Linked DNA regions of Mus musculus: regions 2, 3 and 4 are each linked to region 1. The links are chromatin loops, found by intact Hi-C in ENCODE. Cell type or tissue: left cerebral cortex. All regions are shown on one strand. Each heading gives the region's core, and the rest is flanking DNA. Links, peaks and the distances in the headings are about the cores only.

What was found. Hi-C counts contacts between places; a loop is a spot of excess contacts. Peaks named below come from ENCODE experiments on the same cell type or tissue, not always from the same donor. Only the 100,000 strongest peaks of a DNase experiment are listed, where the experiment ranks them.
Region 2: a loop joins it to region 1, with 3 times the contacts of the local background. A loop is called at or near these places in 5 of 42 quality-filtered maps.
Region 3: a loop joins it to region 1, with 8 times the contacts of the local background. A loop is called at or near these places in 15 of 42 quality-filtered maps.
Region 4: a loop joins it to region 1, with 9 times the contacts of the local background. A loop is called at or near these places in 5 of 42 quality-filtered maps.

The regions. Positions count from the first base shown.
Region 1 is chr12:70,343,152-70,350,553 of GRCm38, reverse strand. Trim9 (tripartite motif-containing 9) reads left to right here and starts at 2,940. Exons shown (of 14, transcript NM_001286388.1): 1 at 2,940-4,207. The coding sequence starts at 3,386. In left cerebral cortex, for the core only: CTCF peaks have their summits at 3,271 and 4,302; DNase peaks (open chromatin) are centred at 3,017, 3,643, 4,333 and 4,660; H3K4me3 peaks cover 4,794 bases; H3K27ac peaks cover 4,733 bases.
Region 2 is chr12:70,277,309-70,284,710 of GRCm38, reverse strand. It overlaps Trim9 (tripartite motif-containing 9), which reads left to right. Exons shown (of 14, transcript NM_001286388.1): 4 at 2,768-2,878; 5 at 4,002-4,155. Among named protein-coding and RNA genes, the nearest start is that of Gm38467, 50 kb to the right of the region's middle. In left cerebral cortex, for the core only: no CTCF peak of the experiment used is centred there; DNase peaks (open chromatin) are centred at 1,201 and 3,574; H3K27ac peaks cover 2,684 bases.
Region 3 is chr12:70,427,355-70,434,756 of GRCm38, reverse strand. No RefSeq gene overlaps it. Among named protein-coding and RNA genes, the nearest start is that of Tmx1, 22 kb to the left of the region's middle. In left cerebral cortex, for the core only: a CTCF peak has its summit at 4,024 (motif pointing right); DNase peaks (open chromatin) are centred at 3,079 and 4,034; H3K4me3 peaks cover 199 bases.
Region 4 is chr12:70,400,626-70,408,027 of GRCm38, reverse strand. No RefSeq gene overlaps it. Among named protein-coding and RNA genes, the nearest start is that of Gm51972, 19 kb to the right of the region's middle. In left cerebral cortex, for the core only: no CTCF peak of the experiment used is centred there; DNase peaks (open chromatin) are centred at 3,516 and 5,080; H3K27ac peaks cover 3,607 bases.

The sequences.
Region 1 (7,402 bases), core at 1,527-6,526:
GTATAACATGCATAAATATTAATCTGGGTTTAAGTACCCCTATCACCGAACATTCTGAGCACAGTTCCCAAGTGGAGTAAGCCCCGAGGCTGGTTTGAGCTAATCCAGAAGTAGGCACTACCAGCTATTGTTCTAAGGATTAGGTTTGGGGTCCTGTCTTAGTTAGGGTTTCTATTGCCGTGAAGAGACCATAACCATGGCAACTCTTATACAGGAAGACACTTCACCAGGGCTGGCTTACAGATTCAGAGGTTTAGTCCATGATGGTGGAAAGCAAGGCAGCACACAGGCAAACTGTTAGGTGCTGAAGAAGGAGCCTCCAAACCTCCTCTCCACACACACACACCCATGCATCGAAAGACAAATGGCTCTAAACGAGAACATGGAGTGATATCAGAAAATACTTCCTTCCTTGTGTTTGTTCTTTAGCTCAGAGAGAATACGGAATTAGTCATCAAGCAGTACAGTTGAAAAAAAAATACAAATGCAATTGTATCTTTCATCAGAAAACATTCATCTTCCCTCTAAAAGTGGAAACGCTGCCAGCGCACTTCTAATTTGCTCAACTCATTGCTAAAGAGCATCATTTGGGTGAATGGTAAGCTTCATGGGGCCACATCCGGCATTTTCAAACTGAGAACATCTGCAGTCATTACCAAGAATGAGGGAACTACAGGACCAGCAATCCCACACTCCAGGGCTCAGTCAACCGCCAGCTGGGACAGAAAAATTAGTCTCCCTGTGGGCTGGCATTTCTACAAGGTCACCAATTGCATTCAGATTTTTTTTATGCCCCTTAAAAGATAACTTGGGGTGGTGGGCTTTAAAGCACACCTTGGACAAGTAGTACAACATGAGAGAACATCTTCAAAGGCCTAACAAAAACAGAAATTAATTTTAAAAATGTTAAACTCTCAGAGAAGCTAAGCAGGATAGCAAAAGATTAACATTTCAGGTTCGTTACACCAGAACCTCACAAAATATGGACTATTTACTTGGTGAATGAAGAAAAGGAGCTACAACCTTCCCGCTCTTGGGTTCCAACCCTAGCCTCACCGGTGCTGGATCGTGAGAGGTTCCTCTGGTTTTCTTAGCTTCAGATCACTAATCTGACAAGTGGCAATAACTGTGCCCATGTGGTCATATTACAGGGACTGGCTCAAGTCGTGATGCCAGGAAGAGGAGACTTCCCAACAAACGGCAGTCATCTGGAAAGCTCTCTAGGAGGGATCGATGTGCTAGTTCCTGACCAAATAGATCTAACAGTTAATTCACCTCAAGCTATTTCCTAATTGACCAACTGTTCTATAAATCTGTATCGGATTGAGGCTATTTGTGTCTGACACCAAATCAGACCATTGGACATGCCCTCAAACTACCCACCCTTTCCCGTGAACCAAGCATAGCCTGTCTGCTAATCACCAGACCTCTTACATGGTATTCTGTGGTAGGCAAAACCCAGACTTGGGAAGAATGACACTCTTTACTTTGCTAGCCAAGGTTTCTCTGACTTGCGCAGGTGAATACAAAATACACGAAAGGATTGTAACATACACGGGCATGGATGCCCCTTTCTTCTTAAGAATTAACTACTTAACATGAGCAAAGTGTCTTTGGACTAATAGTCTATATATCCTGCACTAATATAGATGATGCCCCAATCAAATCTTAAGAAACACTTTGCCTATAAACAGACTGCATATAACATTAGCAGCTCCGGTCTCAACTAATTAAAATGTGGGTTAGGAATAAACCCTGTAGGATCTGTGACTAACATAGTTTTAAATAACAATGTGAATTTTCCTCCCACACAACCAATGATCAACTACTGTAATCATTGTGCTAAAAAATATATTTGCAAGATAATTCAATTTATTTGTACTATTTCTCCAAAATCAAGATTATAGAAAGTACTTCTTTTCTCTGGGAAAAAAAAAAGTGCTTTTAAATTATAAAGTAAGCTATGAATAATTGTTATCTTCTGGAAATTGAAAATTTGGAAGATCCCACGAACTTGAAAACCATTTTTGTCACTTGCTTCATGAATCACTCGGAAAATTAACTATGTATGCTCCCAAGATAAATTACTTCCTTGGAATGTCACTAGATTCAAAGATTCTCCCCCATTGAGTAGCAGGCTGATATCTTTATTCAAAGATTCTATCATTGTCATCATTTCAAGGGTTATACAGGCAAGAGGCAGGACTTATTATCTCTAGCACCGTTTGGGGGAAAGAGAAATCGGTTAGAATATAAGGGCTATCACTGGATCCCTCGTTATCTTACAGAAGCAGAAATAATATCCCACCCCTCTTCTGGAATTTATGGTAGATGCTAAGGGCATGTGACATTGGATAATATTGTTTGGAATCTTCAGTACCATAGCGATTCGTTCACATAGCTAGTTAACAACCGATAAACACTCAGAAATACACAAACACTGCCTGACTCAACTCAACTAACCTTCCTGGGGCCTCTCGAAAACTGGGGGATGGAGCTTCGGGAGGTTGGGGAGGGTGAGAGGTACCTTTGCTCCAAGGCGTAGGGCCTCCGCACATTTAAAGCATGTAGCGATGGTGGCACAGCTTTTGGGGGAATGCTGAGCCTTTGCCTCGGGTAGGGAAAAAGCTACCAGGGATGCAGAAAGGGGACACTGCAGCCATGGCACACCACCATCTTCCCTAAACACCAGAGATGCGGGCGCTCCAGCTGCTTCTGAGGGTTGGAGAAAAGCCCAAAAGGCTCCAGGAAGGCTCGGGGGAGGTGCTGGCTCTACGCCAGCAGCGGAAGGAGAAGGGGTGGGTCGGCATGCAGACCAAAGCTGGAAGGCAAGCGCCAAGCGCTGGCGACAGGCAGCAGCAGCCCACTCGCGACCGGGAGGGGTTCTCACGCCCCCTGCTCCGGGGTGACTGCACCCGAGCTCAGAAGGAAGCGTGGAGGGGGGTAGGAAAGGATGAATCATCCCGCCCCACTTCTTCTCGGCTTGCGCCAGCCCCCTCCTAAAATCCCGCAGCAGCCAGCAGGCGATGCCGGGGCTCCAGCTCCGACTCATAGAGCCCTCAGCGACCTGCAGAGGAGAGGAGACGGACAAGGCGGGAGGCCAATAAGAAAGCAGCTCTCACGGCCACCGTCCGATGAGCCTCCGCTCCCTGGCGGGGCGGGGCTAGCAGTGGGAAGGGGGCGGACCCGGGCTGGCGCGCAGCGCGGAGGCTCGGTGGCTCACAGAGAGAGCGCATCCTGGGGAGTCGGCGCCTAGGCGACCGGGGAAGGCGCCACCACCGCCGCCGCTGGCCAAGGTGCTGGCCACCACAGGCCCATCGGCTGCTTCGCCAGGTCAGGCCCCCTCCGCCGCAGCCGCTGCTGCCTCGCTTCCAGCCAGGTCCCCATGGAAGAGATGGAAGAAGAGTTAAAATGCCCTGTGTGTGGCTCCTTCTATCGGGAGCCCATCATCTTGCCCTGCTCTCACAATTTATGTCAGGCGTGCGCCCGCAACATCCTGGTGCAGACCCCGGAGTCCGAGTCCCCCCAGAGCCGCCGGGCCTCGGGCTCTGGGGTTTCTGACTATGATTATCTGGACCTGGACAAGATGAGCCTGTACAGCGAGGCGGACAGCGGCTATGGCTCCTACGGAGGTTTCGCCAGCGCCCCCACTACCCCGTGCCAGAAGTCGCCCAACGGCGTCCGCGTTTTCCCCCCTGCTATGCCGCCACCGCCCACCCACCTGTCACCGGCTTTGGCCCCTGTGCCCCGCAATTCCTGCATCACCTGCCCCCAGTGCCACCGCAGCCTCATTCTGGATGACCGGGGGCTCCGCGGTTTCCCCAAGAACCGCGTCCTGGAAGGGGTCATCGACCGCTACCAACAGAGCAAAGCCGCGGCCCTCAAGTGCCAGCTCTGCGAGAAGGCGCCCAAGGAAGCCACGGTCATGTGTGAACAGTGCGATGTCTTCTACTGCGACCCTTGCCGTCTGCGCTGCCACCCGCCCCGGGGTCCCCTAGCCAAACACCGTCTGGTGCCCCCGGCCCAGGGCCGCGTCAGCCGGCGGCTGAGCCCGCGCAAGGTCTCCACCTGCACAGACCACGAGCTGGAGAACCACAGCATGTACTGCGTGCAATGCAAGATGCCCGTGTGCTACCAGTGCCTAGAGGAGGGCAAACACTCCAGCCACGAAGTCAAGGCTTTGGGGGCTATGTGGAAATTGCACAAGGTGAGTCCTATGCAACCCACCCCTGACTCCCCGCGCCCTAGGGTCCTCCAGATTTGCAGCACTCGGTCCCTCCTAGGGTGACAGCGCATCCCAGTGGGGGCGCAGTGCAAGTGCCTTCGGCGTCTGCCTTGAGATCTGGTGCATTGCAGGAGGCTCAGGGGACGTTTGAGGCGACGCAGGGAAGTTGAAGGTCTCCAGAGAGTGGTTGTAGGAATACCTTAGCACGGGTCTCCCTTCCCATGCATTCTGCCTGTGAGCTGGGCCTAAGATGCCCCCTCTTTAGTCTGCAGCCTATCTATGGTCGCCACCACCATAGGGCAAAGCCTACTTGGTTTGACGGAGGCTCGCGGGTGGCAGAGGCCTCCGGGCATGCGCCTCTACAGGGTGGGCTGAGGGCTTGGGAGACTAGGGCAGGTCGGGGCAGTGGGGTTGGGTAGACCTCAGGGGGCTATCTCAGCAAAGGAGACAGAAGCCCTGATGCACAGCGGGGGCGGGGAGAGACTCCGTGGCTGGAATACTGATGAGTTGGCTCTGAGCTGGACCTGACTCTGCTGAAAGAGAAGCAGGTCTGGGTGCCCAGAACTCCTGTGGTCCTATGGCATACAGTCTAGGCCTTAACCCTCGAGGGTGGGGACCTAAGGCTGAAGCAGAAGGACCAGAGTTTTCTGAGCGGTCGCGTACTAAAACCATCCTTCTCTCCAAACCTTTATTCCACCAGGGTTCAAACCTTTTCCCTTTCAGTAGCTGCGTGTACAAACTTTGAGACACCTGTTAGCAGAATTCCCTTTTGGGTCCCCTTTGATAGGGTCTCTCCCCGGGCTACCGAGAAAGAATGCTATTGACATGTTGTCTTGGGACTCCTCTACTCTGATGGCTTCGTGTGATTCTCAGACCATTCTTAGAACATTCTAGCAAAGCCTACTTGACGTGTTCCTCTTGTCCTCTTCCGCTGATTGACCCTGACTCTCTGCTTCTGTGTTTCTTGCTGTTCCTCAGCCAACCCCCGGGACCTTCCCTTGGCCTAAGCCTTTACATTTGTGTGTTCTTTCCCGAGATTCTCTTCCCCAGTGCCTAGACAGGGCAACCCTCCCTTATCTCATTAACTTTGTTCAGACGTGTTAAGCCCAGATGGAGACTGCAATGACCATTTGATGACCACATGCTTCAGACAGTCCTTTGTTCCCCGTTTTATTTTTCTCAGTAGTATTTATCACCATGATAACATGCACATGCTAATTATGCTGGCTTTGTACTTATCTATTGCTCCTTCCCCCACACGTACAAAACAAGATAAGCTTTGTGAGGAAAGAGCTCTTTTTTATTATTAGATATTTTCTTCATTTACATTTCAAATGTTATCCCGAAAGTCCCCTATACCCACCCCTCTCCTGCTGCCCTGCTCCCCTACCCACCCACTCACTCCTGCTTCCTGGCCCTGGCATTCCCCTGTACTGGGGGCATATAATGTTCGCAAGACCAAGAGCCTCTCCTCCCAATGTTGGCCGACTAGGCAATCTTCTACTACATATGCAGCTAGAGACACGAGTTCTGGGGGGGGGGGGGTACTGGTTAGTTCATATTGTTGTTCCACCTATAGGGTTGCAGACCCCTTCAGCTCCTTGGGTACTTTCTCTAGCTCCTTCATTGGGGACCCTGTGTTCCATCCAATAGATGACTGTGAGCATCCACTGAAAGAGCTCTTTTTAATAACATGTTTATGCTGCTTAGAAGGAAGGAGACCACTTTGCAGAGATGTGCTTTAAGTCAACTTTACTTTTCAAGTATACCATTTGGGGGGGGTGGCGTCGGTGGGTGGGCTGCCCAGCATTGTCAAAGGAGAAATTATCTTTACACCACTTTAATTTTGAAAATTAAAAACAATAGTTCTCAGACATGATTTCTTCATAGTGTGATTCTTCATCCAAACTCGTGACTGTAGTCAGGACATAGTTGGTCTAGAGTGGAATTTCTCTACAGAGTATCGAAGAAATGAATGGCCCTGCCTGGGCAAAGACCGTACTGCTACATGTTAATTGGAATGGTATGAAACACAACATGTGTGTTCATGAAGAAAAGCCCCCCTCTGTCCACAAAGACCAAAAGGAACCTTCAAATCTCTGCTAAGCTCCATGTACAGTTGAAATGTCAAGCTGTTTGTTAAGCCCGATAATGCAAATTGTGGGTAGACATTATGGTTGAAAGTTTTATATCTGCTTAAAAATAATGAGAAATGGAATAAATGGCTAGAAGACCATGACTGGATTTTGGCACATTTTTTTCCAGAAAAATAAATCCATTTCAATTTGTTCAGTCAATATCAGAGTGACTAAATGGCCTGGAAAAGTTGAATGGGGAATGATAGATTTTAATACTCATTTTTTTAGAAAAGCACCTAACATTATTTCTTAATTTATTTTTCCCTAACAAGCTAATACAGTATTGCTGCATTGCCCACAGCTAGACTCTGTCCTGGTATTTCTGTCTCTGAACATGCTCCCAGGCAAGAATTGCTATGACCTTTAAAACACAGGAGAGCAAAAGGCTCTACCTCCTTCCCTCGGAGTCTGGGCACTGAGTTATGAATGGTTTCATTCATATTCTGTGATAGTAACCATTTCTACTGCTGAAGAAAATCCTGTGAATAAATATCCGTTAGGCACAGGCCATTATCTTACATAGGCAAGGCAAAATAGTTTTCAAGTAGTTTTAATAGTGGTTAAAATTTATCATCAGATTACCAAGTTAATTTTTTAGATATTTATGACCTTGAAAATCCATAAGTAATACATGAAATAATAATCCAAACCAAATATCTGGTAGCAGTCTTTATACTGTATCATCATTTATGCTATCCCTTTTTCCACGTCAGGCTGAGAGAAAACCTTGCAACACAAGAGAGTTTTGCAGACATTTTGAAATAAGCTTTTGGAGCTACTAACTCACTTTGTAATTTTGTTTGGTTTGGTTTGGTTTTGAGATGAGGTTTCTCTGTGTAAGTGCCCTGGCTGTCTTGGACTTCGTTTTGTAGACCAGGCTGGCCCCAAACTTACAGAGATCTGCTTGCCTCTGCCGCCTGAGTGCTGGGATTAAAGGAATGCACCACCACTGCCAGCACCACTTTGCGATTTTTAGCAGTTCCCAAGAGTCGCCATAGTCTTAAACTCTTGATGGTTTACCAATCACTGAATCAGTAAA
Region 2 (7,402 bases), core at 1,047-6,046, 65 kb after region 1:
GTGATTCTTTTCTCAAGGAAAAACTCTCCAAGCTTCAAACATGTCTTTGTAAAAATTACTGTCAGGTAAATCCAACCCTTCATACGGAGTGTGGGATTGGAGAAAGAGGAAAACCATTTGTCTGAGACCCTGTGGGAGAGTAACGGTATACAGTATTCGTTCATTTACATTTCTCCAAGTTTTGAAGAATACATTATTCTTTAAAGAGTAAAATTATAAATAATACGCTTTGTGGAGGGCGACCCTAGAGCTCTCTGTTTAATCAACGAAATCAGGCCAGGGCACTTCCCCTGTGGCTCCCCATGAGGCCACTCAGAGCATCCCCAGTTGCTCCTTGTGCTTCGGATCCTGGCTGGGTGCACAGAAATGCGCCCCACCAACAGGAGCAAAGAACAGTGAGGCGCAGACCCTTCAGGCTTGAACTTTGAAAGCACATGTGCCTTAGGTAGAAGAGAACAAGCAAGAAGGGCTATAGGGTTACTGCATGTGGTGGGGGCGTTAAACTGGAGTTGAAAAATAGATTACATTTAGAAAAGGGTGAAATAGAAAGAACAGTGCCATTTATTTAGACTGGTGACTTATAAGTGATCTCCTCCAGCATCCATGAGAGGAGTGTGAGTCAAAGCTGTTTATTCTTATAAATAAAGAGAAAGACTTATAGACATGTGGAAAATGGAGAAGCCCTTGGAAGTCAGGATGGGAACTTACCTTGTTCAAACTTAGATGAGAGTGGAGTCCTCTTCTTTAACACCAAGCCTCGCTGTGTGTGATGGAGGACTGTAATGGGCCTGTCATTAATGGGGATGGAGAGTGGTCAGAACAAGTTCTACCTGTGTGTGTACACAGTCTCCTGAGTGGTTCTCGGCTGCTGGAAAAGCCTGAGAGTTCAGGAAAACTACAGACCTTTGTTAGACTGCCTCTTTTCCAAACAGGTGCTGGTGTCCTGTCCTGACCTAAGCAGTGGCCCTCATTACTTTTGCCACTTATCAAAATAAAACGGGTCAAATGATAAATAGGTTCCTGTCAAGACCATTGCTCTTCCGGCAAAACTCTCAACGCTTACCCTGGTTTCATGGGCCACAGAGCAATCCACTGTCCCGTGGGAACTAGGTTAGGTCCTAGTGCAGATGAAAGCCAGGGAACTGTTTGTTCTCCCAGGACCTATTTCTGACACTCCTGTGACTTGCACAGTATCCAAGGAAAGGGACTTGGCTGCTGCCAGCTGCAAACACGGTGCCAAGTGGTTTTCTGGGTCACCAGCATCAAAGTCCAAAAATGCACATCGCAAGGGGGATGAAAAAGACCTCCTTGCTCCTAGGAACCAACTTTAACAAAACAACAAAGCAATAAAAAGCAGGAAGAAAACCTAAGCAGAAAGCTAATGGGTAAGCGAGCTGAGAGAAGACTTGACCAGAGAGTCAATACATACTCCTCACTGGACTCGGGAGATGGCTTAATGGCTAAAGTACATTGATGTGCGAGTACTAAGACCAGAGTTCAGGTTGCCAGCACCCACATAAAATGCTGGGTGGATGTGGTGGCAGCTTCTAATGGTAGCAACTTGAGAGACAGACAGTAGGATTTGTGGTCGCAAAGACTACCTGAATTGGTGATCTCTGGGCTCAAGACACCTGACATCAACCTTTGGCTTCCATATGCACAGGTTTACACATATGAACGTCTGCCTCCCAAGGGCTGGGATTAAAGGCGTGCACCACCACTGCCTGGCTGTAAAACTTTTAATTAAAAATTAAATAAGATTTTTAGACCTTACAAAGTGATTATACTTTTAAAAAGATCTAATTATTTGCCTGATCTCCATAAGGTAGGAAGTATCAGTTCAGAAAGTGGAAGTCAATGACAGTGCACCCCCAAATCACCAAGAGGATTACTGGGGAGCTGACCCCTGTTCTGCATGCTGGAGAATCACCGGCTCCTAAGCAGATCGAAAGCTTCCCGGGAGTGGGCAAATAGCCCCACATTCAGACAGCAACAAGCCCCCGAATCAACTCTCCTTAAGAAGGAAAACTTAAAAGCAGACAGAAAAACCTTAGAGTATTGAATGGTATCCTTATTCTAGTATACGTATGTCATAAATTATCACAATACAACAATAAAATCCATAAGTTAGCAAATGGGTAGATAGAAAACTATGAAGGCATTAAATGCCCTGTAGCAGAGGAGTAGGAATAATAGTTGTTTTTATTATTGTTATTATCACCTAAACTGGGATGTTTACAAAGCCAGTAGCATTTACCGACGGTAGCAACCAGGAAAAAATGCCCCTGGGTTTCAGGTGGGAAAACTCTTTAGAAAAAAACTGCAGGCCAGAAAAGAGGGTTGAGTGCAGCCAGTAGCCATGTGGAAGCTGTAGCCCCCTTACTGACAGCTCCTGCCTTTACCCTAAGAGCAGATCACAGGAGTGTCAACTTCACAGAGGAAAATGTCTGCAGGGTCCTATACAAGACCTTAATGTGCCAAGGTCACCAGATTCACAGAGTTCTAACCTCAACATTCTGACTTCCATAACCTTTTCTGAAGAGTCCTGTTAGCAATGTCCCTTGAGGACATCACCCATCTATCCTCCAGAGCCATTGCCCATGCAGAGAGCTGCACGGACTAGTCTCCTCCATGTGGATCCATTTCCATGATGCACTTGGATTCTGCTCTGAGGGACCTTTCCCAAGTACCAGTGTGCCTCTCTTCTACTGTGAGGTTCTCCCTCTGCCATTGTGTACCCACCTTTCTGTTCTCTCGCCAACCTTAGGTGGTTCGGGACCAGATCTCTCACTGCACGGTGAAGCTGCGTCAGACCACGGGCCTCATGGAGTACTGCTTGGAAGTGATTAAGGAGAACGACCCCAGTGGCTTTTTGCAGGTCAGTTTACTAGCTTCCGCTTCCTGGTCCAGATAGCCCATATCGCAGAGTGTAGGACACATAGATGGGACATCTAGCAGTCTGGTTAGGGTTTGTCGCTCAATAGTGGAACCTACCTGCCTGCTCAAGGAGTGTGCGCGAGCCTGTTGCAGAGCTCCGCAGACTTCCTGGAGGTCTCTGACAGCCAATGCTTCAAGACTAAGAGGAGCATGGGCTGAAGCGGGGTACCGGAAGCATTTGTTCTTGTGCTTACTCATGAAAACATAATTCTCTGTACTTTTCTCCCAAATAAGAGAGTATTGTCTCGCCTGAGGATTGTGCCTTCTCCCTCATAGTTCTGAGCAGTTTTGTCAGCTGAAGTCTGTGTGAATGGTCCCTCCTTGCTGCCTCCTCCTCCTGCTCAGTAAACCAGTTATTTTTCCCAGTGGTACTAGACAGGTTGCTTTGTTTGGGGCTCTTTTTTTTTTTCATTGTCAGTTATAAAGTGCTATGGTGTAAGCTGTGTTTTGCTTGCATTTTTTTTATATATATACCAATGACAAGGCAAAGTACTTTTTTTTTAACTAAGCTAACATGTAGATCTCTTCCAATTCACATTCCGCAACCAGCCAAGAGAGACAGATGGGGCCAAATGTAAGAAATGAAAGAGATCTCTTCCAAAGAGTCAACTGAGAGCCACAGGAAGGTAGCATACTGAAGCTGTACGGAGATGTGCAGCAGCCTCTCTGCCTTGCAGGCCTCCTTCCAAAATTTTGTCTGGCTGCCCACACCTTGAAACAGAAGGGTGGCACTGTTGACTCTATAGAATAAACTAGTTCCTGCTGTACCCTATTCTTTAAGGTTCACAGCATTTGGAAGCTCAGTAATAAATGCATGGGCATAGTTCATGTAAAATCCACTGGCAGCTGCTAATTGTTTATAGTGCCTCCTTCTAACTCAAAAAAAAAAATATTCTGCTTTGCTTCAGAAACTGTGGGCCACTCTAGTCATGCCACAGTCTTTCTCACCAAGCACGCTGAGGCTGGAGGAGCTTGAGGTCCTCGTGGTTTGGTGGCAGTGCTCACAGAGTCCCAGAGCAGTGTTGCGGTTTGAAGGTGACGTTGTGTTTCTCTGATGTGTTTAGATTTCAGATGCTCTCATAAGGCGAGTTCACTTAACTGAGGACCAGTGGGGGAAGGGCACCCTCACTCCCAGGATGACCACAGACTTTGATCTGAGCCTGGACAACAGCCCTCTGCTGCAGTCTATTCACCAACTGGACTTCGTGCAAGTGAAAGGTGCGTCCTTGTGTCTCCAGGGTCAACACGCTGTCCCCAGCGGGTGCTGCTGCTTGCAATACTGTGGATGACCCCGTGATGAAGGTTGTACGATCCAGAGTGAGAGTAGGGGAATGGCCTCAGCAGTTGCGAGCACTTGCTGCTGGGTGTGGTGTGCACATCTATAATCCTGGTCCTTAGGAGGCAGAGGCTGGCAGATTTCTGTGAGTTCAAGGCCAGCCTGGTCTACATAGCAAGTTCCAGATCAGACAAGACTACCTAGTAAGATGTTATCTAAAAAGAAGAATGAGAATCAAAAATCAGGAAAAGGAAAGAAGAGGAAGAAAAGAAAAAGAGCATTTGATGCTCTTGCAGAGGACCTATGCTTAGTTTCTGGTACCCACTTCAGGCAGCTTTACCTGTAATGCCACTTCCGGCATCTGAGGGCACTTACAATGCCACTGTGTATAGCTGAGACCTTTCCACAAGTGACCCCCAATTAGCATCAAATATTGAGGAACTCCAGCATTGAAATGAAAGCTTCTGGTGGGGTGGAGAGCGCGCTGGATGTTGAGTGTGGATGATGGAGAGTTTGAGAGGATGGTGGAAAGGCTGGGGGGGGGGGGAGGAATGAAACCCTGAGAGAAACCTAAAGGTTAGCTTATGGAACTGCACAATATGGCAAGATCTGTCTCAAGTTTTTGTTCTTGTATTTTTTTTTATGTTCGGCACCAAAAGAAAATGAAAGTGCTTACTATTAGACATCGAATCCAGCTATGCAGTGGTATTTATGGCACTGAGTGATCTGCTGAGAACCATTTCTGATTTTTATAGCTTCATGTCTCAAAATACATTCATAGAAAGCTGCAAAAATAGTAAGAAGAGGTCCTTTGTACCACTCACCCCCTTCCTATCTCCCATCCGGCGGTTACATTTTATATAGCTACAAAACAGTAACAAAACAAATGAATTTGACATTGGTGGAGTGTATGGATGATTCTATGACATCTTAGAACATATGTAGATTCCTATAGCTACCACCACAGTCAGGACAAAGATCGATTCCAAAGCCAGGTGAAAAGATGGAGATCTGTAAGCCCAGCTATGAGGAGGCAGAGGCAGGGGGATCTCGGTTTCAGACCAGCACAAACTACATAGTAAGAGGCCATATCGAGAGCAAAACAGAAAAGAAATCTGCACCACAAGTCAACTCCTCCCCCACTCAAGCCCTTGACAAGTGTGGCTCTGTCCTCCACCTCTACCATATCAGTACTTGAAAGCTGAAGAAACCAGGCCAGGCGTGGTGGCACATTGCCTAATCCAAGCACTCAGGAGGCAGAGGCAGGGCTCTGTGAGTTCCAGGCCAGCCTGGTCTACATAGCAAGTTCCAGGTCAGCCTGGTCTACATAGCAAGTTCCAAGCCAACAGGCATTACATTAAATAGTATCTCAAGCAAAGTAGATTTTTTTAAAAACCCTTTTAAGCAATTAAAAAATGAAAGCAGTACTCTTCAAAGTTGGAGAGGAGACTGAGCAATTAAGAGTGCACGCTGCCCTTGCAGAGGGCCAGGGTTTGGTTTCTAGGATCCAGTCAGGTGGGTCACTGCTGCCAGAAACTCCAGCTCCGGAGGATCTAACCTCCTCCGGCCTCTGTAGACACTGCATTCAGATTGCAAACCCACGCATGTACACATAATTAAAAATAAAAGTAAAATCTTTTTTTAAGCTGGAGAACTTTATTTACATTTTCCACCTCTTAATTTAAGTACCCACACAATAAATAAATCCTAAAAGTAGATGCTTTGCAAATTGTACATGTTAGAAAAAACCTCTACCTGTTTCTGCTTATCATGCAGAGAATCCTATAACCAGAGAAGTTTTAATACCATTAGGGCTGTCAGTGTGTTGGTGAACTCATGTGTGTGTTAGGCACTCCTACATCTTTTCACGACCCTCTACTCTTGGTCACTCAAGTTTCCTCATTTTTTTATTGATAGGCATTGCTTTGAGATACTGCCTTAACCAAAGTCTGAAGTGATGTGTAAGTTGTAAGTTAAAATATCGTGTTGTGGCAACAAAAAATGGCAGCCATTGTGGAATGTTAAACAAACCATTCATTATCCAATCGCAGTGCTTTTATTGTCACCTCCATTCTCACAGCTAAGGGCACTGGGGCACAGGAAGCTATGTTACGACAAGCCATGGGGCAGGGGTCCACTCCAGGAAGTAGTTTCAGAACAACACACTAGTGTCATTTCCAACTTGTTCCACAAAACTAGCACCTTCCAGTGTAGCTTCTTTGAGAAATAACCAATTTCCTTTTATACATTTAATTGTGTGTGTGTGTGTGTGTGTGTTGCATAGTCATTTATTTCTGTTTAAAAAATCTTTTTATGATACCTACATCACTAAACCACCTATTGCAAGAATATAGAGCCTCAGCTTAATTCCTCCCAGGCAGACTGTCTCCAATCCTCTCAACAGGATAAAAGCATTAAAAAGTTATGTCTCAAGTAGTGTGGAGCAGGGACTGCATCATAAAAGAGCAGTGCTAAGGCTTCTGGTGGAAGAGGAGAAATTCCAGTCCACCTTGATGATCCTAGGGCAGGAGGAAGGGACAATTAGAAGGTAGAAGCCTCGTGGCTTTGAAATGCTTGGATGGGCTGGCAGAGCAATCTGCTCCCACATCCGCTGCCCTTCTGAGTCTGGTCCATCCACCTGACCCTGTGGAGCCCAGGCCATGAAACTGGAGCAAGCAGCTCCTGCAGCTGGTATGAAACTGAGGTCTGAGAGCTGAGCATCACAGACCACGTGTCCAAGGGCAGTCACGTGTTCGCTTATCGGTGCACACAGTGCTAAGAGCAGGGAATGCTGTATGTGTGGACTGCTCAAGACTGTACACACTGCAGAGAATGCCAGCTACACTACAGCTAAAATGTAGAGCACCCTGAGTCCAGCACCTGACCTGGCACATAGAAGATCCAGAAAAATCCTTTAGGCATTAAAAGAAAAGACCATTTGGTGTGAGAGTAAAATTTTCTTCTTAACACTTTGTCTTAATTTAATTCGATTCTGATTATTTTCCCTCTGCCGTGATAATTTATGTGTCTTGCTTTGTACTCATTAAGCTTAATCAATTCAGTGGTAGCCTGCTCCCATTCAGCCTGAATAATTTTTACCTGTCAGATACAGAAAAAGCCAAAGATTGTGCTGCAATATCAGTTGACTGGCTGCAGTTGAGACACCCCCTCCCCCACCCCGACCTTTGG
Region 3 (7,402 bases), core at 1,450-6,449, 84 kb before region 1:
CCCAGGTGAGTCAGTCTCTGGAGAGTCATTTCTTCAGTCTCTACTCAACACTTTATCTTTGTAACTCCTTCCATGGGTGTTTTGGTCCCCCTACTAAGAAGGATCAAAGTATCCACACTTTGGTCAATCAGCTCCTGTTACAGGATTACCAGCCTCTGTCCCACAGAGGAACCTGATGTGAACGTTTACCAAGTGGATCCAGATGGTGAAAGTCAGCTGCACCCCAAAATTGACAATGGCCCTAGACAGCAGGAAGCAGCTTAAGAGACACAGCACCTTTTTCACCATCGGCGTCCCCCTCTCCTTTTTTCCCTTCTCTTTATAATAACAAGAAGGGAGGTATGTTGGTATCAGAACCTTTGAAACCCGTGACATCACATAGGTGATACCCGTAGACCTGTTGCCAAGGCAATAGCCACTATATTCCCAGAATCTACTTGGCTCACCGTTCATCTTTACCTGATTACATCATCATCCATATTTGAAGAAAGGCCCCCATAATCTATCTCCCCCCCCCATTCACTTTCCGCCACCATCTTGCACCTCTCTCCCAATAAACCTCACATGGAGCTGTTTGGTCTGGTGTCGTCCTTCTGAAGCCATTCGTGGTTTGAGATCATGACAAAGTGCTCACCAATAGGCAGTGGGGATGGCACCATGGCCAGGCGCTCACGATTCCTGAAGAGAGAAGTCACTACCTCAAATCCCGTCTTTCACTGTGAATAGCCAGTGGCTTAGGGCAAGTAGTGTTGGACCATTTTGAGGTGTACATGAGTTAGTATATGGGATACACACTCAATGAGGTATACGTGTTAACTCAAGATTGCACAGAAATCTCAAGGGAGTTGTTCAAATACAGTGCTCTTGGATAACCATGAGCAACTGAAAGAAAGTGCAGTCCCTCCTAAGCCCGTCTTACCATGTCCTACCACCCACTCTGTCTGGAACCAGAGGCTGAGTCGTGTAGCAAGCACCTTGTGCACACTGACAGACAAAGACATCTTAACAGACAATCATCGTCCTCCACAGTACTTACTTCAATTTCCCAAACACTCAATCAAAGTCTAAATAACACTACTTCTCGTCCAAAGACATGTTAGCAAGCTTTGCGTGAGGTTAATCTGCCTTCACTGATTAGCGGTGGGACTGCAAGTAAGAGACTTGACTTCTCTGAGCCTCTGTTTTCTATGAGTACAATTAGTTAAACAAAAACAACAACAGCAAATATTTTGTGGGTGATTGTACAGATTGAGATAATATTTAGAAACTAAAAGAATTGTGGCCCTCTGATGACTATTCTTGGTTGTCAACTTGATTACAACTCAAATAGCTAAAACCTGAAAACGAAGGCCACACCTATGAGGGGTTTGGTCTCAATTTGAAGTAGGAAGATCCATTTCTAATCTGGATTTTTGAGATAGACACACCTTTAATCTGGGCCACACCTTCAGCTGGAAGCCTAAATATAGATGGCTTTTGCTTTTTTTTATTTTTTAGTTTTATTTATTTATTTTGCTGGAAGAAGAAACCTTTTGCTATTTGTCTTCTTGCCCTTGCCTTACTAGCCAGTCCATTCTTTATTGGCATGAGAGCCTACTTCTTTGGGATTCCAGAGTATACTGAAGACTGACTAAATGAAGACATCTAGACATATGGACGGAACAACTAATGAATTCTTGAACTTTCTGTTCCTAATCAGCCATTGTTGGATTAGCTGGGCCGTAGCCTATAAGTCATTTTAATAAATCCCCCCCCAGGTGTGTGTGTGTGTTTATATATATTCATTCTATAGGTTCTGTTATTCTACAGAACCCTGGCTCACACAGATTTTGGTACCAGGAATGGTTCTAGAGCAACAGAAGTACAAAGATGAATCTTTTCAGTACCTAGAATAGCCTTTTAGTTTGCTAATAGATACAGTTACTGAAGCCTCTCCTGGGAGCTCAGAGAGTGCTGAAAGCCCATGGTGTGGCCTCTATTACAAACTTAAGGAGACAAATGCATTTGAGCATGCTAATTCAGCAACTGCGAGGGGCAGGCAGTGCAGCAATGGATTTGGTGACCCTGTGTGTGAAACTTTTGGCTGTTTGAGGAAAAATAAGGAAAATGATGGTGCTGGTTGGTTGCTCTTAGCATCTTTGGATAACTTGACAAAGACCAGAGATGCTCTTCACGACAAATTTAACCAGCTTCTAGCATCTCAGAATACAGTGAAGGGCAACAATGACTTTAGTGATAAAATTGACTGGACTTTCTGTTTACAGCTGGCCATTATTTGATTAGCTGGATCACAGCTGTAAGTCATTCTAGTAAATTTACACACACACACACACACACACACACACACGGAAAGAGGGATTCATTCTCTACATTTTGTCCCTCTGGAGAAGGCTGACTAATACAGGTGCTGAGAAGGTATGTAATGAGTGGTAGCTTAAGTCCACATTGGGATTTTCAACTGTCATAATTTCATTTTCTTTGTAGAGACCTTTAGGGGTTCCACAGATGGACATCCAGACATACACTCAAAGCTTGTGGGAATCGCCGCCTTCCTATTGACCTCCCTTACCTCACTGCCCAATCACAGTGGGCTACTAGAACGATCCAGAACCTGACACCACACACCATATGATACGACAATGGACTATTTAGCCAACTTGATGGGTATCCAGATCCATGGGTAGATACTACAGGTGTCTTCAATGGGATTAACTTCATGTTTAGTGCACTGGAGATTGAACCCAGCACCTTATGTGAGGGAGGCAAGTGCTCCATCCCTGAGCACTTTGATAAGACTTTGAAAGTCGTCTTTCTTGAGATTAACCCTTAAGTGACTGGGTAAAGAACACTGCCCTCCACGTCTCGTGGCCTCATCCTGATGGCCTAGATAGAACAAAAGGGGCTGAAGAGGATAGAAATCTTCCTGCCAATAACCTTCGAAGTAGACCACAGACTCTTTCCTGCCTTGGATGTGAATGGAAGCACCAGCTTTCCCGGGGCTCACACCTGCCAATCTCACACTGGAGTTGTGTTGTCAGATCTCTGGCATCTCAGGCTTTGACTGGGAATGAAGCTAACCTAGTCTCTTCACTCTCCTTAGCTTGCCAAGCACCCTTTTACCCTGCTGGGACGTGCCAGTCTCCATGGCTGACAGCCAGCTCTCTACAGCAAATCTCAATCAATCTGTCTCTCTCCTCTCCTCTTTCTCTCGATCCTCCCTGCTCTCTCTCACACATACACGCCCCACTGCCACACACACACACACACACACACACACACACAGAGAGAGAGAGAGAGAGAGAGAGAGAGAGAGAGAGAGAGAGGTTCTGGAGAATCCCAACACATCTATCTGCCTTGTCTTCTCTGTCTAAACACTGTTCTTGATTCTCTGGTGACCTATTCTATCATTCTTTTAGGAATACATATTTACTTTAAAGAATAATAAGCACAGGCTTGCCCCACCCCCAAGGTTAAGAGATAAAGAGAGGTTCACGAACACTCTGCTTATTAAAAAAAAATCAGTATCTTCAGTGATCACAGGACTTTTGTTTATGCTTTGTTTGTTCCTTGGCCTAGAACTGACCCTACTTTCTGCATGTACTTTGTATGGTATAAAGGCAGCATGGGAAAAAATAAACTTGCTTCAGCCCTTGCTGGAGTCATACGTTTAAAAAAAAAATCAGTATCTTTTCTATTTGTATTTTGAAAACTTAGAGAATATAATCCTGCGTTGATATTTCACTTCCTACTGTGAAGAAGCTAAGGAACTTAGTTAGATGTGGCCTGTAAGCTGTAAAGATCCCTCATCACTCTGGAGATGGTGACAACATTTAAATACAACCATGGAATGGGACCAATAGGATACCAGAAAGAAAAGTTGTAATCGTGGTTCAGTGTCTGGAATTAAGGAATCTTATCATGAATACATTGTTTCTTTCCAAAAAACCTACACAATATTCCTTTGTTTATAATAACTGTAACGTTTTGCTTGTTGTCTTGGCTAATTATGTGGAGCCACTAGGGGGCAGAGGATGGCCTTCTTATTGCACTTAGTTTTAAGGGCTTCATTAAGGAAGGGTTTTAAACGGATTTTAAAATCACATTACAGATGTCATAGACGCACTTGTCATTTCAGTAGTGACCCTGGTATGAGCAGAGAGTCTCCTGTCTGTACCATAGTTACGATATGAATAACAACAGCCAGAGCACAGAGGTTTATGTTAAGTCTGTTAGGTACACAGTGCAGACTAAGAGGGGCCAACGCCTCGGGGTGATTATTCCACACAGTAGCTCGATAGGCAATCTCCATTATCCAGAAGAGGAGACTGAGCTCTGAAGAGGATGTGCAACATGCCCAGGGCATCAGTAAATAGGGACTGGATCCAGATCAGAGCTGTTGGACTCTGAGTCATGAGTGATCCATCTCTGTAGGTCCAGACATGGGGCACATTTTATTTTCAAAAGGGAGTATCACCTTGTCATGGTTTGGTGTCAGGCATATATTAGCTTCAGATCTGATATAATATTTTCAGTGCCAATGAAAAATTAATGAGTTTGATACTTGGCATTCTATGGAATGGAGAGTTTATAAAGGACTTGCGGCCATATAAGTAAGCCAGCCTGTCCTCTCATCTTTCTAACCACATTTAACCATTCTCCTAACACTCATTTCCATTGCACTGATATTTCTAAATAGATAATTATTCAACCAAAGCCAATTTTCCCATGATGCCTCTCTAATCCCTACATTTAAAATCCCATGCAACAGTGTGATGGGAGAGAATTTTGTCGATCTCAATTTAAATGTGTAAAATAAAATACCAGAACTGTTTAGAAAACATATTTCTAAGTCCAAGGTGCTTGTCTTCAAATAACCATATCATACACTAAGAAGACATCCAGCTGACAGAAGGCATTCATGATAATAAAGGGCGTTTCTCTTTATTTCCTACATAGCAATTAATAACTGCGATATATGGGGGGGAGGGGAGAGATTTTTGAAAGCAATGTGGGCTGGGACTATTTTATAAATGTGAGGCAAGGTGATCTAGAATGTTTTCTTTCGTGTGCATATGTATCTGGCTTTACATATTGTTGTTTAATTAATGTTTAAACTTAGCATACAAGGTCTTGGGTTCCATACATACATGTAAGAGGTTCTAATTCGTGCAGGTTTTTATAGTACTACATGACTCAGGCACTGTCTTAGGCTGGTTCTCTGGCTCATTGGTTGGTTTACTGGTTTCTTAAGTTTACTTACTCTTATGTTTCCTCTTGCTCTTCCTCGGACAAAAGAGATGTGTAAACTTCTCAGACCCTTTCTCCTTTTCTATGTATCTCCTAAGCCCTTTGTTTTCCTGCTGAGAAATAGCTGTGCTTTGATTACCTAATAAGTGTCAAGAGCCGTCACCTCTCCATCAGAAATGGCAGTTCCATTTTAACAGAATGGGTACAGTTTTAGCAAAAGAACCAAAAGAAGAGGAGGGTTTTTTTGTTCTGTTTCGTTTTATGTGTGCATTTGTGGTGTTTTTGTTGTTCTTGTCTTCTAAACAGTGTCTCACTATGTAGTCCTGCTGTCCTGGAACTCACTGTGTAGATCAGGCTGCCTAGAACTCACCAAGGTCTGCTGCCTCTGCCTCCCAAGGGTTGGGGTTTCAAGAGTGTGCTACCATACCTGACTTGTTTTTATTTTTGTGTTTGTTTTTGTTTGCTCACATAGTGTATCCTTGTCCCCATTATTCAGGCAAGTAAGATGACAGCAGCTTCACCCAACCATTCGCTTTGCTTTATGAGGTCTGCAGAAGGTGTTCTGGCCTGGAGGACAGTCTTCAGTGACATCAGTCAGGGGACCTCTTCATCTGCTAGGACCTCAGCTTCTGTGTGGGATCCTCTGCACTCAGTTGGCAAATAAGAACTATAAGGATATAACAGATCCCCTGGCACCCTGGCATGACAAGCCTGGGATTGGGCCTTGTCATTCTGCCCTCATTTCACTAGCTTCCACTCAGTTATGTGCAAGCTATGTCCTAATCCACGGCCAGGAGCAAAAAGACATAGAATCTGACTGTGTCTTTGCCACACCCACGGTGGTAGTAGTAGTCTTATAGAAATTACTCTCAGCAAGTCTTTCTTATACAGAATTGATTTTTGATCCCTAGACTGCAGGATTTTTGAGAAATGGCCCTGGGACATTTCACCCCTACACTATGGGCCTTCAGAGCAGTTGTTCTCAACCTTCCTAATCTTGCGGCCCTTTCATACAGTCCTTCATGTTGTGGCAACCCACAACCATAAAATTATCTTCATTGCTACTTCATAATTGTATGCTGCTGTTATGAATCGTAATGTAAATATCTGATATGCAGCATATCTGATATGCAAGCCCTTGAAAGGGTCGTTTGACTCCCAAAGGGGTCACGGCCCATAGGTTGGGGACCACTACTTTAGAGTAACTATGACTCAGTTCTCCATATACACAACAGATCTGCTTGAAGGATCCCAGGCTACTGAAAGCACAGCTAACATCAAACCCTTTACATGCTGTGTTTCCAATATTTACACACACACACACACACACACACACACACACACACACACACACATACACACACACTGACTCTGTCTCCATCCAGCACTCATTGCACACTGTAGTCACGGCTCTTACAGTTGCAGCTGGGATAATAAAACTAGCGCTGCCCTTTTCTTCCTTGCAGTTTCCCCAGAAGACCTGCCCTTACTATAGATCTTAGCGACTTCAGCATATATTTATTATCCTGAAGTTAAAAGTTTTCAGATTTCATTTTATAGTAGTGGCCCTCAACCTTCCTAGTACTGTGACCTTTGATACAGTTCCTCATGCTGTGGTGACCCCTCCCACCATAAAATCGTTTTGTTTTGTTGCTACTTTTTAACCGTGATTTTGCTAAGCTTACGGCTTGTAATATAAATATCTGATATGCATGATCGCTTGTATGTGACCCCTGTGAAAGGGTCATCCGATTCCCCCAAAAGGATTTTACCCATGTCATGTGAACAACACTAATGCCTAGCGCCAAATCTGTTAACCAGGTTGTTTAATTATTAGACATTATATTCAAGTATATTCATCTTTTTTAAAAAATATTTAAAGTTGCCTAGGTGTTAGTTTAGTTAGTGTTAGTTTAATGAGATGGTTTAGGCTTTAGCAAAGGGTTTAATCCCTTCTGTGGTGATTAAGAGGAACCTCTTCTGTTAACTTGTTTTATTATTGTTACCATGGAGATCACAGGAGGCACTGTCTTAGCTAGAGTTCCAGTTCTGTGATAAACACTGTGGCCAAAGGCAACTTGGGGAGGAAAGGGTTTATTTCATCTCACAGCTTGTAGTCCACCTCCTGAGAAGCCAGGCAGGAGCCTGGAGGCAG
Region 4 (7,402 bases), core at 1,501-6,500, 58 kb before region 1:
CGGTGAAGCTGAAAACAGAGAACATCAGAGTCATCTGTCTTGTCCGGAGTCTGGACCACTCTGTGGACAGCATGTCCATGTGCCATTATTGGAAGGCTCAAGGGAGAAAGAGTTGTCTGTGTGATTTACTTATGTGTTTATTTGCTTGTTGTCTCAGCTGCTATTCTATTGTTGTGAGGAGACACCACAGCTAAGGCGTCTTATCGAAGAAAGCAGTTAACTAGGGGCTTGCTTACACTGTCAGAGGTTAGGCATGGTGCTGGAGCAGTAGCTGAGTGCTTACATTCTGATCCACAGGCAGGAGGCAGAAAGAGTGTAAAAGAGAGGGAGGGGCAGGGAGAGGGAGAGGGAGAGGGAAAGTCTGACAGGGACTTTTGAAACTCAAAACCCACCTGCAGTGACACACCTCCTCCAAGGCCACACCTTTTTTTTTCTTAGATTTTTTTATTAGATATTTTCTTTATATACATTTCAAATGCTATCCCGAAAGTTCCCTATACCCTCCCTCTGCCCTGCTCCCCTACCCACCCACTCCTGCTTCTTGGCTCTGGCGTTCCCCTGTACTGGGACAGATAAAGTTTGCAAGACCAAGGGGCTTCTCTTCCCAGTGATGGCGGACTAGGCCATCTTCTGCTACATATGCAGCTAGAGATATGAGCTCTGGGGGTAGTGGTTAGTTCATATTGTTGTTCCATCTATAGGGCTTTTAATCCTTCACAAACAGTTCACCATCTGAAAACCAAACATTCAAATATATGGCTTATGGGGGCCATTCTCATTCAAAACAACATACTTGTATATTTAACAGTAATGAGCCTGGGGCCTTGTGCACGTTAGGCAAATGTTCTACTACTAAGCTATAACTTCAGCTCTCCCTCCTCTTTTTGAACTTTCAATTTTATTTTCAGGCTGTATCTTTATTAGTTGCCCAGACTGGTAGCCTTGAACTCTATAGCCTAGACTGACTTTGAATCTGTGATCCTCCTGCCTCAATTCCTGGAGGGGCAGAGGCCCAGCCAATATCTGCATCTTTTAGCCTTTACATCATCAGGATGCTTAGTCACTCAGTAATCTTGGCTTTTACCCTAAACACTGTAGTTATGGCATGATTAAATATACATGCTTTGCACATAGCTAAAATAGGTCCTGGCACTAAATATGTTTTATCTAGCCCCTCCCCTTTTCTCATATGAAGAAGCTGAGGCCCAAATAGATTAAGCATGAAACATCCAACATGTCAGAATTAGGATTTCAGCCCCATAACTGTCCAGATAGCTATCTGCTATGGAACTGCACACGAAGTTTTCTTTCTTTGTTGTTGTTGTTGGGTTCTTTTTTTAGGGATTTATTTATTATATATGTAAGTACACTGTAGCTGTCTTCAGAAACTCCAGAAGAGGGTGTCAGATCTTATTACTGATGGTTGTGAGCCACCATGTGGTTGCTGGGAATTGAACTCAGGACCTCTGGAAGAGCAGTCGGTGCTCTTAACCTCTGAGCCATCTCTCCAGCTCATATGTGTGTGTGTGTGTATGATTTTATGTAAGTCTTATACCTACATACAAATAATGAATCGCCAACCAGTCTTATCAGTCTGGACAGCTGACATGTGTTACATTTGCTTGGAACTAAGATGTGTCTTCTGTCCTAGCTTGCCCTATAGGATATTAGAGGGGCAGGAACTAGGTGATACCTAGGTCTTTCTAGACTTTCAGTCTATGAGGCAAGGAATCCAGGTCTCACTAAAAAGCTATAAAGCTATCCATGGAGTCTATTTGAATAGAAAGACAAGGAGCACAAAAGATCAAGTAGTTTTGAGCACAGGGCCTGGCTGGCCACCACATTGTGGTCATCCACAATGTGAAGAGCAGCTGCTGGGTGATGAAGATGGAAAGGCTAAGCCACAGGAAGTGCAGTCAGTGGAGGGACCTTAGATTTAACCTGACGTTCGTCTCAGCTTTCCCCTTGATGGTATATACATTCTTACTTTGAGTCTACTTTAGTGGCCAGTGAGTTTTTTCTATAACTTCCTCAAGGGAACAAATTCTTTCATATCAGCAGCTCATATAATTTCCCTATATTCAGCTTATAAAGGGATTTACTTCATTACTGGTTTATTTGCTGAGACTGACCCTTCACTGCCTGCCCAGGTGGCTTTTCTAGGCTTGATTGCATGTGGAGCTAAGGTTTTGATTGACAGTGCTCCACAACGGAAGTGGAGACCTCGAGGATTACAAAGGCAGGGAAGAAGGAACTTGGGTTCATTGAGCACCCACTGGTATACATTTGACATTTTGAGCATATAATTTTCTTTACTTCTAATTACTCATGACATTTCATTATCTCAGTTTTTAAGGCGAGAAACCTAAAGTTCAAAGAAGTTACATAACTTATCAAAGATTACAGATTTCTCAAGTGGAGGAAGTGCGATTCAAGCTCAGCTTCCCCCTGACTCTGAAGTCTACTCCCTTGCCGCTCTACTTTGTAGTCACACCCATAAGATGTTGACTTTCGGTCAGCACTAAATTTTCTATGAACAAACAGGAGAGGTAGAGGTATTTACCCTGTGTAAAATGCATGCATTTTACATGATACAGAAGAGATGATGAATCAGAAGTGACTCTACTTAGAAAGCACACATGAATCTTCTAAATAAAATCATCAGATTGATAAAGTTATTACATATTAAATTTATTTGTTCAGGTGTGTGGTGTGTGTGTGTGTGTGTGTGTGTGTGTGTGTGTGTGTGTGTTTGTACATGCTCATGTAGTGAGCACGAGAAAGCCAGAGAGCAGCTTTAAGGAGTCATTTTTTCCCCTATTACACAAGTCTCAGGGAATAAATTCATGTCGTCTTGTTGGTTGCAACTACCTTTGCCCACTGAGACAGCTTGTCAGCACATGGTTGATAAGGTTTTAATGATATCTCATTTTTCATTGAAAAAAAAAGTATGAGTCTGGCTAGTCAACCTGGCTGGGTCTCTGAACTGAGTGGCAACCTGGACCAATTGCTCCATCTTGGTGTCAAGTGGAAAGTTATGTTAAGTAAAAAAGCAATGTGACAATTGACTTTTTAAAATTGTTCTGGGAGATAAACAGGAAACAAAAGGAAGTTACCAAAAGACAGATCCCAACAATACTTAGAGGGAGAATTATAGTTGTATAAGGAAGTGAAGGTCACGGGACACCTTCAAACTGACCAGGGAATCATCTGGGAAAGATGATGTCTGACAGCATCCTGTGGTGGCCTCTGGACTCCAACAATCCAATCCTGTTTCCTTACTGAATCTGTCTTTATTCTGTTTTGGTCAGAGCCACTGTCTACTTCCTGGGTAATTTCAGGACATCTTAACCTTAAAATGTATATGGATTCTGCTGGCCTGAAGACTGTTATCTTCTTCCAAAGCCCCGTTCCCATTCGTCTTCCCCTGCACCTTTTGAGGGAGGAGCCCTGTTGAGCATCTGCTCTGGGATTCATGTCCTGTCCTCCAGCTATGCAGAACACCCCCGTTCCTGTGGGGGCGGGAGGCTTGGCTCTCCTTTTAGAAGCTCCCTTCTGTGCTGTGCTAATCACACCCTCAGTACATTTCACATCTTATTTTTAGGAGCAAAGCATACAGAACCCCAGCACCAACAGCAGTTTCTGTGGCAACCTGGATCGCCCCCCCCCCCCCGTTTGTCCAGCTGTGCAGAATTAAGCTCTAAAAGAGGCCATTTACATCATGGAAAGGAGATTCATTCGAGATGATGGTGAACCTTTGAAAAGGTTCTCCTCTAAGAGAGAATTAGCTAAGAATTAGGTTGGAGGGGCGGGGTGAATGAGGTGAATGGAAGAAATAGAACCTTTACTTGGAGCTAGAACTATTATAAAATCCCAGGTGTGCCCAGGCATGCCCTAGTTGCCTTGATTTTTTTTTCCCACAAGGCATCATCTCAGATGCAAAAATAGGATTTAGACCAATGAAAACTAGTTTGAATATTTATATCACTGGGGTTTGTTGATAAGCTCTCCTGGACTCCCTCTCTTCGCTGGATCTTCCTGGATGACCTTCCAGACATTTTGACACAGTTCCTGAGTTTTCTTGGCTAGCTCTTTCAAGCCAACTGTTCTACTTCCCCAGGACACCTTCAGCTACTTCCCCGGGGACACCTTCAGCAAGCTCGCTCTTCCTAGCAGTCAACACAAGCCAAGTACAAGGGTAGGCCTGGGAAAACACCGTCCGAAAAGTATGATCTGGGCAACACCCAAAGACAGTCCTCCCCCAGTCAGCCCAATCCCCACTTCTAGGTCATATTGTGCTCAGGATTACAATGGTAACAGTGTTTGGGGTCAGGTTATTTGATTATTCATAATTCTAAACAGGTGCACATATGCTTTGGAAAAGCAACATCTTGGTATCTTTTTTTTTTCTATTTTATGTAACACCTGATTTTAAGAAAATGAAGCACAGCTGATATTTTAAAAATATCTCTTCTCTAGAATGTCTGCAAAGAAAAATAGGAATTAATGTGCCCAGGCCTAGAGCATGTCACTTACCTTAATAAATAACTGAGCTACAAGTTTCCCGAAGCCAATCAAAGAAAGCCTTTATTATAAGTCATCACGCGATTAGATCGTTCATATGCTCATATGGTCTTCTGGAAGCCTACAGTTGGTAGTCTACAGACCAGTGTTTTATAACATCTGAAAATGAACCCCAGCCCTGCCATACTATGACAGTTTTTCATTAGTGTCGTCTCCCATATGTGTTGGGTGCCAGAAAATGTCAGCACTGATAACTTGACTTTTTAAAACGTGGGCCACACTTCATGCTACCTTTAAATTTCAGTGTTGCTATGACATCAGCAAAATCGGTTTAGCTGTAACAACATGAGACCCTTGTTCTCTGTCTTTTACCTCAAAATTAGCTAGCAGCAGCAGACTCCCAAGATCCCTGGAGTCCAAGTGACATTTGGTGAGCTATACTTGAGGACCAGCAGATAGCAGACTAGTGTGTAGGTTTCTTTATTGCTCAGAAAGGAAGTATAGTGGGAAGAGAAAGGAGGGCAGTCGATCCTGGTTTATTCTCTCATTGGATCATCACAGGCAGAGGACACAGAATCCTTAATACCTAGACTCCAGGAAGGCGACCCTCAGGACATCAATACCAAAGGAGCTGATAAAAAGACTGAGTGCTCTAAGTGTAGTTTGTGACACCCCAGCAAACCCCACGTGCACTGATCTAGACCGATACCCTTCACACTTTTGGAAGTGAGTAGAAGACTGTTGATTCCAAGCGGCGATGAGGAGGGAGGTGTGGCTCTGACTCTGCATCTCCATCCCCCATCTGTGTCAGAGTGATAGCTTCTGGCTGTGCTCTCTGGCTGAGCAGGGGGATTTGTGTCGTCTTCCCTAGGCAGAATGGCTGCCACTGGGGCCCAGGACCTCAAAAGCAGGTGCTAGCAATCCAGTGATGTCCAGACAAGTATCCGTAAAGGAAGCAAAGACTAGCATGAGTAACAATAACAGCAGGTTCTTGTGGTGTGGCCCACAAGCAGAACCCGAGACATCCAAGAGCTGGGGATGCCTCATTCTCTCTATCCACGGATAGCCCCAGAAGATGAGGGTTTCTCCGTCATCACTGCTAGAGTCAAGTCCATTGTCCATACATCTTCAGTGGCAAGAAGCCCCTTTGTGACATAGTATGTAGATTTCACTAGAGGTACAGAAATGATGGGGTCAACACTGCACACCAGTTGTGTAATTTCCCTCCACTTGACCTCATAAGGTTGAACTTGACCATTGTTCTCCCTCCCTTCCTCCCTTCCTCCTTCCCTCCCCCATTCTCTCTGATTAGCCACCCTTACCTGAGAATTAGAGGTCATTTGGCTCATTCAGCAATCAAGTTCAGTTTTCTCTGTCTTGCTTTTAGGTTTACGATTATTCAATTTTTTAGTAAATTTACTAACACCTGGAATTTTGCACTTCAAGTTTCTTAAAAGAATGGTCTTTCATTTTCTGGGAAAACTATATGCACACCAAATCCTCTCTGTTGTTGTTTCTCTGAAGTTCTCTCTCTTTCTCTCTCTCTGTTTGTCTTTGTCTCCCCCCAACCCCCGTCTTAATGTCCCAGATTTCCCAGTAGCTCACTCACTGTTAGCACCGAAGTCTGACTGATGAGGTCTCACCTGATGAAGTTATCATATTTAGTGGAGAAAGTTAGCCCACTCACTTTTATTTTAGCTATCTATTTTTAGGCATATTTTTGACTTTAAATTCTTTGTTTTTTCATATTTCCTATATGCTGTGTTTCTCCCTTTTTCTGGACTTTTACCAGGGGTTCTTTTTCTTTCTCGGCAATAGAAATTCTGTTTCTTTGGGCTGTGTGAAAACTCCACTGTCCCAGGACTCAAGACCTTCTATTAGGGTGCTGGTCTGGGCATTGCCCTTACCTTGAGGGTTCAGTCAGTGGGAAGGAGGTAGACATCCCGAGAGACATCATTTCTACGTGTATCCCTGTAGTCAAAGTTAGCAGCAGCACACACTTGGCTTACAAGAGAGCCTATGCTATGCAGACAAATTTTGAGTCCTATAATGGCTACAAATCCCTTGAGTACAGAAGTGGGGGGGATGAATATTTGGGGACAATCTGGCAGCCTTTGCTTCAGCTGAGATGTTGACTTTCTGACTTATTGCAAGGATTAATCTGCAACTCTTAACTCCTTATCTAACCCAAATAAAACCATCAGTATATGGCTAGGTTTTAGGTAAGTGCTCTGACTTGATGCATTTTAACAATGTTCTAACTTCAAATGTCTTCAAAAGGTTTGAGCCCCAGAGCAGCACTATTTGGAAGATGTGGAACTTTTAAGTGATGGGACCTTGTTGAAGGTCCTGACTTCTGTGGGAATATAGCTTTGAAGAGGATCATGGGACCCATGCCTCCTTCTGCTTCTGGGTCTGTGGTATAAGCGAATGTGCTCTGTCGCTTGCTCCCCCTCCCCCTCCCTCATCCTCTGCTCTACCCCACCCCCACCCCCACCTTCTTGGACTGGAAACACTATGAGCTAGATAAACCTTTGCTCTTCATAAGCTAGCTCAGGTATTTTGTTACAGTAGCATGAAGCTGACTAAGGCAAATGCATTAACACACTTTAAACCCGGTTCGTTAAATGATTTTGGCAATGTTCCTTCTATTTCCTTTAGGTGGAATAATTTGAGAAGTATTGGTATTAGGTCTTCTTTTAAAATCTGATAAAATTCTGCATGAAAACCGTCTGGCTTGCTTTTTTTGGAGGAGAAGGGATGTTGGGAGAATTGTAATGGCTACTTCTATTTCCTTAGGGATTATAGACCTATTTAAATTGTTTTCCAGATCTTTATTCAACTTTATTAGTAAGTGGTATCTATTGAGAAAATTGTC